Linked DNA regions of Mus musculus: region 2 is linked to region 1. The links are chromatin loops, found by intact Hi-C in ENCODE. Cell type or tissue: gastrocnemius. All regions are shown on one strand. Links, peaks and the distances in the headings refer to the core of each region. The heading gives the core; the rest is flanking DNA. Region 1 overlaps Gm29826 (a long non-coding RNA gene). Region 2 overlaps Gm30033 (a long non-coding RNA gene).

The links. Hi-C counts contacts between places; a loop is a spot of excess contacts. Peaks named below come from ENCODE experiments on the same cell type or tissue, not always from the same donor. Only the 100,000 strongest peaks of a DNase experiment are listed, where the experiment ranks them.
Region 2: it touches region 1 in a loop (17-fold over the local background); 35 of 42 quality-filtered maps call a loop at or near these places.

Annotation. Positions count from the first base shown.
Region 1 is chr10:3,330,823-3,335,218 of GRCm38, forward strand. The region is part of intron 1 of Gm29826 (a long non-coding RNA gene); the gene reads left to right. Among named protein-coding and RNA genes, the nearest start is that of Gm40590, 14 kb to the right of the region's middle. In gastrocnemius, for the core only: no CTCF peak of the experiment used is centred there; a DNase peak (open chromatin) is centred at 2,241.
Region 2 is chr10:3,529,808-3,534,203 of GRCm38, forward strand. All of the region lies in intron 2 of Gm30033 (a long non-coding RNA gene), which reads left to right. Among named protein-coding and RNA genes, the nearest start is that of Iyd, 8.3 kb to the right of the region's middle. In gastrocnemius, for the core only: a CTCF peak has its summit at 1,814 (motif pointing left); DNase peaks (open chromatin) are centred at 196, 604, 1,138 and 1,784.

The DNA of each region.
Region 1 (4,396 bases), core at 328-4,327:
AAAAGCCCAGGAAATAAAAGTAAAAATTAGTCAAATGGGATTAGGTCACACTTAAAAGCAATGTGGGATTACGTGACACTAAAGGCAATGTGGCAAATGGTGAAAAGACACCATGGGATAAGAGAAAATATTTGCCAAGCACAAACTTGATAAAGACTTGTTATCCAAAGTATATAAGGATCTTAATTTGATAGAAAGAAACCTGTTAATGGGTAAAGCATATCCACAAACACTTTAAGACAAAGATGAGATAATGGCCAACAGGGATAAATAAAATCACTGAACATCAATGATTATTTGAAGTGGAAACTTAAGGTCTCTTTGGAAAGTTTGTTGGATGGTGTTTTGCTGGGGCAAACATGTGAAGGAGTGATTCATTAAAGTGGACACAGGTATGAAAGGCTAAGGCAGACACATGAAGGAATGCTGAAGTAGACACAAGAGAGAGGATGTTCTGCTATAGCAAGCCCATAAAAAGACTTGTGATGAAGGATTCTTTGCTAGTGACAAACATGTATTGGTTCGCCTTACATTGTGTAGCTAAGCTGCATTTGTCGGTACGACATAGAGAAAAACACACCGAAAACCTTCTGCTGGTGTGCTGCAGTTTGTTGCTGCTGAACCTGACTCTATCGAACTGGACTGCTGATGTATCTGTGAAGTGCTTGCGAGTGGATGGAGTTGCAGCTGCCTGCAAACTTGTGAACTGAACTGCTGATTTATAGACAACACAGATGTGAGTTGCTCCAAAGAACCTTTCTAAATAGGTCCACTTCCCCCATAGCCTTCCTTTTCCACTACCTCTGCTGGGTGGTGGGCTCCAAGGAAGGTTAAAGCATTTAAGAACCATTGTTAAAAATAGGATTTGAAAAATTAAAGTTACAATTATTGGATAAATGCAAATTGAAACCATAATGAGACATCACCTCACAGCTGTTGGGATGTCTGTTATCAAAAAGATAGAAGGTAATAACTGTTCACAAAGATATGAAGAAAAGATCCTTAAACATTGCTAGTGGATATATAAATTATTAGCACAGCCATTGTGCAAAGCAGATTGGAAGTTCCTCAAAGAATAAAAAATAAATAAAATAGAATTTCTTCTGATCTAGCAATTCTGCTTCTGGGTAAATCTCCTAAGGAGATGGAGTCAGTTGTTTGAAAATGTTTGGTTTCAGACCCTGGATAAGGGACTGAGGCATGTATCTTAGATACCAAAATTGACCTGGCCTCCAGGTTCTCCCAGCATCCCTCAGTCCCTATCTGGCATATTTTGCCCACAACCCTGAACTTTCCAGCCCAGGAACTTGGCTGTCCTTCCTTCTGAGGCTCTTCACTATCCAGACATGTTGGCCTCTTGCCCTTCATTCTCCCCCTTTCTCTCTCTATGCACACACTCTTTCTCTCTCTTTCTCTTCCCTCTCCCTTCCCATGGTGACTTTCCTGGCCTCCTTCACTGGCTAGTGAACTTGCCTGAGAGCAGTTTCCCAATGAACCTGTGTTTAATATATTTGAATCTGGCTTGAATTGGCTTGTTTCACCAGCAGAGAAATAACTTATCAGAAAGTGAGGTTTATAATCTCACTATTTGTAAGAGTAGACACATGTCTACCAACAAATGAATAAATACAGTGGTGTATGTGTGTGTGTGTGTTGTAATACTAACCAAAGTTGAAAAAAAATAAATTTTATTTAAACAACAATAAGGTTAAGGCTGGAGAATAATATGATAAATTAAAGAAGCTACACTCTAAAAAAAAATGTGATATGGTCTCATTTGGATTTGGAATCCAAAGGAGCAAAGGGAAGAATTCTTTGCTTTGGTTTTCAGGGATTGTGGATGGGTGAAGGGTTGGGAGATCCTGGTCACTGAGGCTGAAGGAGTAGAAAGTTCTGGGGATCTACCAAGTGGCATGGTGACTGTAGTTAACACCAGTTCTGTTTACTTGAAGCTTGTCAGAGAGAAGAGCTTAAATATTCTCATGGCACATAAAAAATATTAAGGAGGCAAGATTATGAATGTCTGTTGGTTTGATATGATCATGTCACAGTAATCAAGCTTTGATAAAGCTGCAAACAAACACAAATGTTTCCACATCCAGAGGATATCCTGTCCCTTTACTACACAGAGGCAACCTCTATTCTTTTTTTTATCGTCCCCAAATTTTACTTTATGTGTATGGATATTTTGCCTGCATGTATAGATGTGTCAAATGCATGCAGTGCCCACAGAGGCCAGAAGAGGGCACTCTGGAACTGGAGTATGGAGCCACCACATAGATTCTGGCAATTGAACCCAGATTGTCTTGCCTGCTAAGTGATCTCTCCAGCCCTGCATCCACCGTTCATAACCCTCTCACCACTGATTTTGTTTTGTCTGCTCTTTGACTTCTTGTAATTTGACTCAAGAAGCATACCTTTGCCTGGGTACAGCTTCTTTTGTTCTCAGCCCGACTGTGAGTCTTTCTGGTTTGTGTATCTTAAGTCCCATCTTTTGAAGATCTCGAGTTAGCCTTCTTTTGTATGACTGTCTTGCAATTCTCTCTGTACCAGTCACTCTTCTGATGGTGAACATTTGAGTTATTTCTGATTTCTAGGGATTATGCACAGAGCTGCCATGAACTTCCTTGTCTTTAAATATTGGCTTCTATTATAAAATCTCAGGTATGTTTCCTAGAAACCATTTGACAGACAAATAATATGGCATCAGGCAGGCAGGCACTTTAAAACCTCCAAACTATAGGATAGCAAGTTCAAAGGGAACAAAAATGACACATTTGAGAGCAGGTCCCCACCTTTGCTTTGACTTCAGCATACAAACAGGATGTGTTTTCTCTCACTGCAAACAAGGCATCCTCATGTTTAAAAGTAAAAGATATTTCAAACTTGAAAACTATTACTATTGTTGTGTGGCACAGCACACATGTGGAGGTCACATGAAAACTTGCAGGAGTTCATTCTTGCCCTCCACTGTGAGATCCAGGGACCAAACTCAGGTTGTCAGTTTTGTGTGGCAAGTGCTTTTACCCACTGGACCATCTCACCAACCTTAAAACAGTATTTTAAGAACTAGACGACGAAAGAGAAAAAAAAAATCTAACTCTTTGGATTGGACAATTATTTCTTTTGACATCTATTTCAATGATACAAACATTTGTAATTGTGCCAGGAAATGTTCATGAACCACAAGAGACCACCAAGGAGACAAAACTGGTTCAGTTACATTAGGCTCTCTTTATTCAAACTTGAGCCAAGCCTGACACAGCAGGAAGGTAGAGCCCTGAGCCATGTTTTAGGCAAGGATTTATAGAGACAAGACGGGGAGTATCTAGCTTGATACACATCTGACTGGGGGGCCATTATGGCCTTTAACATAACTGGCTGGTGCTAGAGGCCAAACCATAAACTTAACTTCTGCTTTCCTCCTGATTGGTGGTTGTTAGGAAGTGACGTGTCAGAGGCGGGCTTGTAACCTGGAGGTGTAGGTTTGTTGGGGAAATAACCTGGAAACTGGTGCTAGGTACTGGCCTGTTAGTTAACTTGAGTTCAACCTTAGGTCAGGTTCTCTAAGATGGAGTCTGAACCCAAAAGATTTAGTCTTTCATAATTATATTGAGAAAATCGTCCCCAATCTCCACTGAGATGGAAGCCTTGGTATGGCTAAATGATTCATAGCCTCTTCTTAGGAAGAAACTGCTCTTCCCAAGAAAACATTTAAGCAGTTGTCTGATATACTTTTAAGGGATCAAGACATGATCAAAGAAGCTTGTAACCAACCAATTAGTTGACTGCTAGCTGAGTGAACACTCTAGTGACCTTTAACTAAACATTTAGCAGAGTTAAAGAGTAACTTTCTGGGGGATGCAAATTAGTGCAGACACTGTGGATATAAATATGCAAAGTCTTCAAAACTAAAAGTGAAACTAACTACAACCTAGCTATGCCAGCCCTGTGGCTATAACATGAAGGGATCTAAGTCACACACCATGGGGCTACCTGCATCCCCATGTCCATCATGCATAGTAACCAAGATACAGATTCCACACAACATCCAAAAATGACACTGGACCCTCTCATGGTAATGATGTGAGTCACACTCTGAGTAATCAATATTGCACATTTTCTCTCATGTGTGGATGCTAAATTTAAAAACACATGGAAATACAAGGTCTGAGTGTGTGTCGGGGGGGTATTTGAAAAGAGAAAAGTGACCAGCAGGAAGTGGGGGGGGGGGGGAGTACAAGAAAGAAGCTTAGTGTTGATAATGACAGGATTATATAACATTATGAAAATGTCATAATAAAATCCATTGTTTTATACAATGATTATATGCTGGTAAAATTTAAAAAACACCCATTTTCTTTCCCTGTAAGTGTGATTACCACACACACACAAA
Region 2 (4,396 bases), core at 118-4,117, 200 kb after region 1:
TACAAGTAAAAATATTAGTTTCACTAAGGTTCTGTGGCTATGGCCTTCTTGCCTGTAAGGTAGGATAGCTGAAAAAAAAAAAATCATTAGGGAATTAGCAAATCCCTCAGTATTCTCAAACCTTCTTAAGTAATTTGTGCTGCAGAAATCCAACATTAAGCTCTGGCTTTGTTCTAGGCTGCTGGCAAGCTGCCTAATTACAGTACTGCAGGAGTCTCCGCCGGTCGTTCATGTGTGGCAACAGCTTTACCTGTAATTCTTTCATTCAGTGAGCCAGCGTTGCAGACTAAACTCCTGGAGTTGTGGATCCTTAGGACTTTTAGGCCACACCCCAAAGCCACTTCCCCACATCCTTCCTTAACCTGTCTGCTACTAGATTTGACCCTTCAAGCTGACCTTTTCCCCATCGGTGGTAATGAGATTCGGCTTTCCCAATAGAGCCTTGATTTCTATGATAATCCACAAAAAGGAAAATAAAAAGATAAGTTCATATCACATGAGCTCTTTCACCAAATCCACATGAAGAAAAAGACTTGTAAAGCAAGGCAGCTGGCAACGCAACGTCAATTCCCAGTCCTCCAGGTCAGCCCAGCACCTGCCTGCTCTCCTGGGAATGGCTGCCCTTTAGCGTTGCTCTGTTACTCCTTGTTTACTGCAAAGCACTGGTAATTGATGTTAATGCTCTATTAAACAGATAAGGCTATGCCAGAAACGCCTTGACTAAGGCAGTTCAGTTCTACCCAATGTGTTGAGCTTTCTCTCTTAACAATTTAATTTTGTTCTGATGGCATCTAAGGAATGACAGACTTTGAGCCTCGGAATGAAGACATGAATGGCCTTTGTTGAGGGGGGCTTAGGATTTCAAATTGCTGATAAATAAATTAGGCCAGTGGCCTCACTGACAGATGACAAGGAGGGAGGGAAGAAATTGTGACTAGCACCTAGAACTTGAATCACTACAGAAGGCCATTCCGCAGCAGTGATAGTGAACACGGATCAGCAACTGGAGTGGATCTAGACTCACCTAGGAGACACAGTCCCTGGCACAGCGACAACAAAGGATTATCTGGAGTACATTAGCCTCTGTATGAGCCTGTAAGGGGTTGTCTAGATCGGATTAATTCAGGGGTGAAGACCTTAGTTGTTCAGAGCAGCATTCAATATGTTGGGGTCCTGGCTTTTTCTGCTTCCTGAGTGTGGATGCAGGTGACTGCTTCCCTGCTGTGATGGAAGATTCCCTAAAGGGCTGAGTCAAAACAGATCTTGTTTTTCTTAAGCCACTTTTGCTGGCTATTTATTACAACAATGATAGTCCTGCTAGATACGGACCAGGGGCGTGGCTTCTTTCTTCCTGCCTAGATGTCTGCAAGTACAATGATGTAGGCAACATAGGAAGAGAATCCAACACAGTTTTTCTTAGGATAATTTCTTCTATACTGTCCTAGGTCTGTGCGCCTCAAACTATAGACCTTCTGACCTGCAGGATGCCTCAGGGAAGCTTATTCTCTGGAAGGGTATCTATTTCCCAGGTTGTTTTCACAATAAACACAGCCAGAGTGGCTTAAAACAACACAGGTCTATTTTCTATGGCTCTGAAAGTCTGGTGTTAACAAGGCCTTGGCATGAACCTTCTGTGCTTCATTCAGCTTTGTCTACCATCCATCCTGTTTCTATGCCCTTAGGGCTCTGATACCATCCTTGTCCTTCCAGTTTAAGTTCCTAGAGAACCATAGACGTTGCCACCCACGGTAGTGCCAGCCAGGCATTGAGGCTGCCAGCCTGCCTGTCCCGTTCAAGCATGGCCCTCTCCTGCCATCTTGTGGCACAATCTAGGTTTTGGTTGACTTTTCGTCTGTTTTGCCTGATGCTGTTTCAAAGCCCAAACCATATAGGTACTGACTCTAATAAGTCTCCCATTTTGACTCTCCTAAGTACCCTCCTAGCCACCAAGTCACACTACAACTTTAAGCTCACTTTCCTGCGACTAGCCCACTCTGTCCCTAGATGTTCTCAGTGTGTCCTTGGTCTTATTGACTCCACAGTTCATTTTTCTGCTCTCTAATGCTTTTTTTTCCCCCTAGCCATGGCTACTTAACTCAGTCTATAAATGTCAATCTTTTCTAACCAATAAGACCAGTGGCTTTCATATGTTTGTGAGTAAGATCTCCAGGGAGAAATTAGCTTTCAGTTCTGATCTTACACACACAAGCAAAGATATTTTGACTCTCCTAAGTGCCGTGAAATAGTCCTTATTGTTCTAGGATGCTGTGCATTCATTCTTCTGTTCTAGCTTGGGGGTGGGGGGAATTTGGATGTCATTAAAAATGATTCACAACCTTTGATTGGTTTTACAAGTGCTATTTTCACCGGAGCCGGTGTCCAAATTAACACAGAACTTTCTCTGTGTGTACACATAAATCTCTGTGTGTGTATGAGATTGTGTGCATACATGCGTGCGTGCGTGCGTGTGTGTGTGTGTGTGTGTGTGTGTGTGTGTGTGTGTGTGTGAGAGAGAGAGAGAGAGAGAGAGGGAGAGAGAGAGAGAGTATGAGTGTGTGTATGAGTGTCTGTGTGTGTGAGAGAGAGAGAGAGTATGAGTGTGTGTATGAGAGAGAGAGTGTGTGTGCGTGTGTATGAGATTGTGTGCATGCATGCGTGTGTGTGTGTGTGTGTGTGTGAGAGAGAGAGAGAGACAGTGTGTATGTAGATATAAATATGTGTGTGTCTCTGTGTGTGTGTGTATGAGAGAGTATGTATATACACATAAATCTGTGTCTGGGTGTGTGTATGTGTTATTGTGTGTGTGTGTATGAGAGTGTGTGTATATAGATACATATATACACATAAATCTGTGTCTGTGTGTGCATATGTATATGGAAGAGTGTGTATGTGTCTGTTTGTGTGAGTGTATGAGAGTGTGTGTGCATATACACAAACCTGTGTGTATGTATATGAAAGAGTGTGTTATGTGTATATAATATAAATCTTTTTTTGTGTGTGTGTGTATGCAAATCTGTGTGTCTGGGTTGTGAGTATATGTGTATGAAAGAGTGTGTGTGCACGTAACTGTGAATGTGTGTGTGTGAGAAAACCTGAGATTGGCATCTGGTTCCTTACTCAGCCTCTTGCCACCAGGTATTAGTAATCTCTTGATGGTTCTAGCGTTACAGATCAGTGCTATTGTCCCAAGCTTTGTTGTATGGGTCCTGGGAATCCATGCTTCCGCAGCGGACACTTTACTGAGCCACTGCCCCAGCCCTGAGTTGAACTTTTACTTCCCTCTTAATTCCCAATAGCAAGAAGAGTAATGCTCTGCCCTCTCCCTTGTGTATGTGTGTGTGTGTGTCTGTGTGTGTGTGTTTGTGTGTGTCCTATTCCTCTCCCCTGTCCTTCTTCTACCTCTGCCCCCCCCCCAAAAAAAAAAACAGTGTCTCACTGTGTAGACAAGGCTGGACTGGAACTCTCAGAGATCCACCTGTCTCAGCCTCCCAAGTACCAGTACTAAAGTCTTACACCACCATGCCTGATCATGAGCAATTTCTTTAAAAGCTAAATTAGACTAAGTGTCGTAGGATTTAAAGTCCTCCAGCCCAGTTAGAATAAAATCCATCTCCTTTACAGGGCTTGCAAGCTTCTTTAGGGAAGGCCCCAGCTCCAATAGGGCTTGCACTTAGACTCACTCTGGCTGCTTTGCAAAGGCCACTAGTGTGGGTTGTAGCTTTCTTTGATACTCCTCTCATTTAGTTCTCGGTCTCACCATCTTGTCCTTAGAGTGGTGTTCCCGAGCACCCTAGCCAAGTCCCACCAATGCTTCTTGGTCTCCCCTAAGCTGCACCTAGAACAATTGTCCTTCAGGGTCCTGGGGGTGAGGGACGTTCCAGGAAATTCCCTCTTGGCTACTAAGAGTTAAGATTGCTCAAGCCCCTTATGCAAGTGGTACACTCTTTTTACACACAGCCCACACACCTCTGTGTATGCTTTAAAACCTCTAGATTGCTTAGAATCCCCAATTCAATGCAAATCCTATATAAACAATTACCCTGATAATTGTGTTATACAAGGGAAAGCCTGTACAAATTCACAATGGGTGATATTTTCCCCAGATATCTTAGATCTGGTTGGTTGAAGGTGGAGATGCAGAAGGCTTGGCAGGGGAGGGTCGACTGCACTTGCAGACCCTGAAAAGCATGCATTGCTTTGCTCCCCTTTTTGTGGTTACCCTGTGGGTGTTAGCTCCACAGGAAGAGGGCTGTTCTAGCCCCTGAGGTAAGGGTTAGAACACAGGTCTTGGTCAGGGCCAGCTGTTGGTGTCAGGAGAGACAGAAGCAAGACTGGGCAGGGGAATGCCGTTCCAACAGTTCATTCAGCCCACCCTTAAGGGATGGCTGAGGATTGG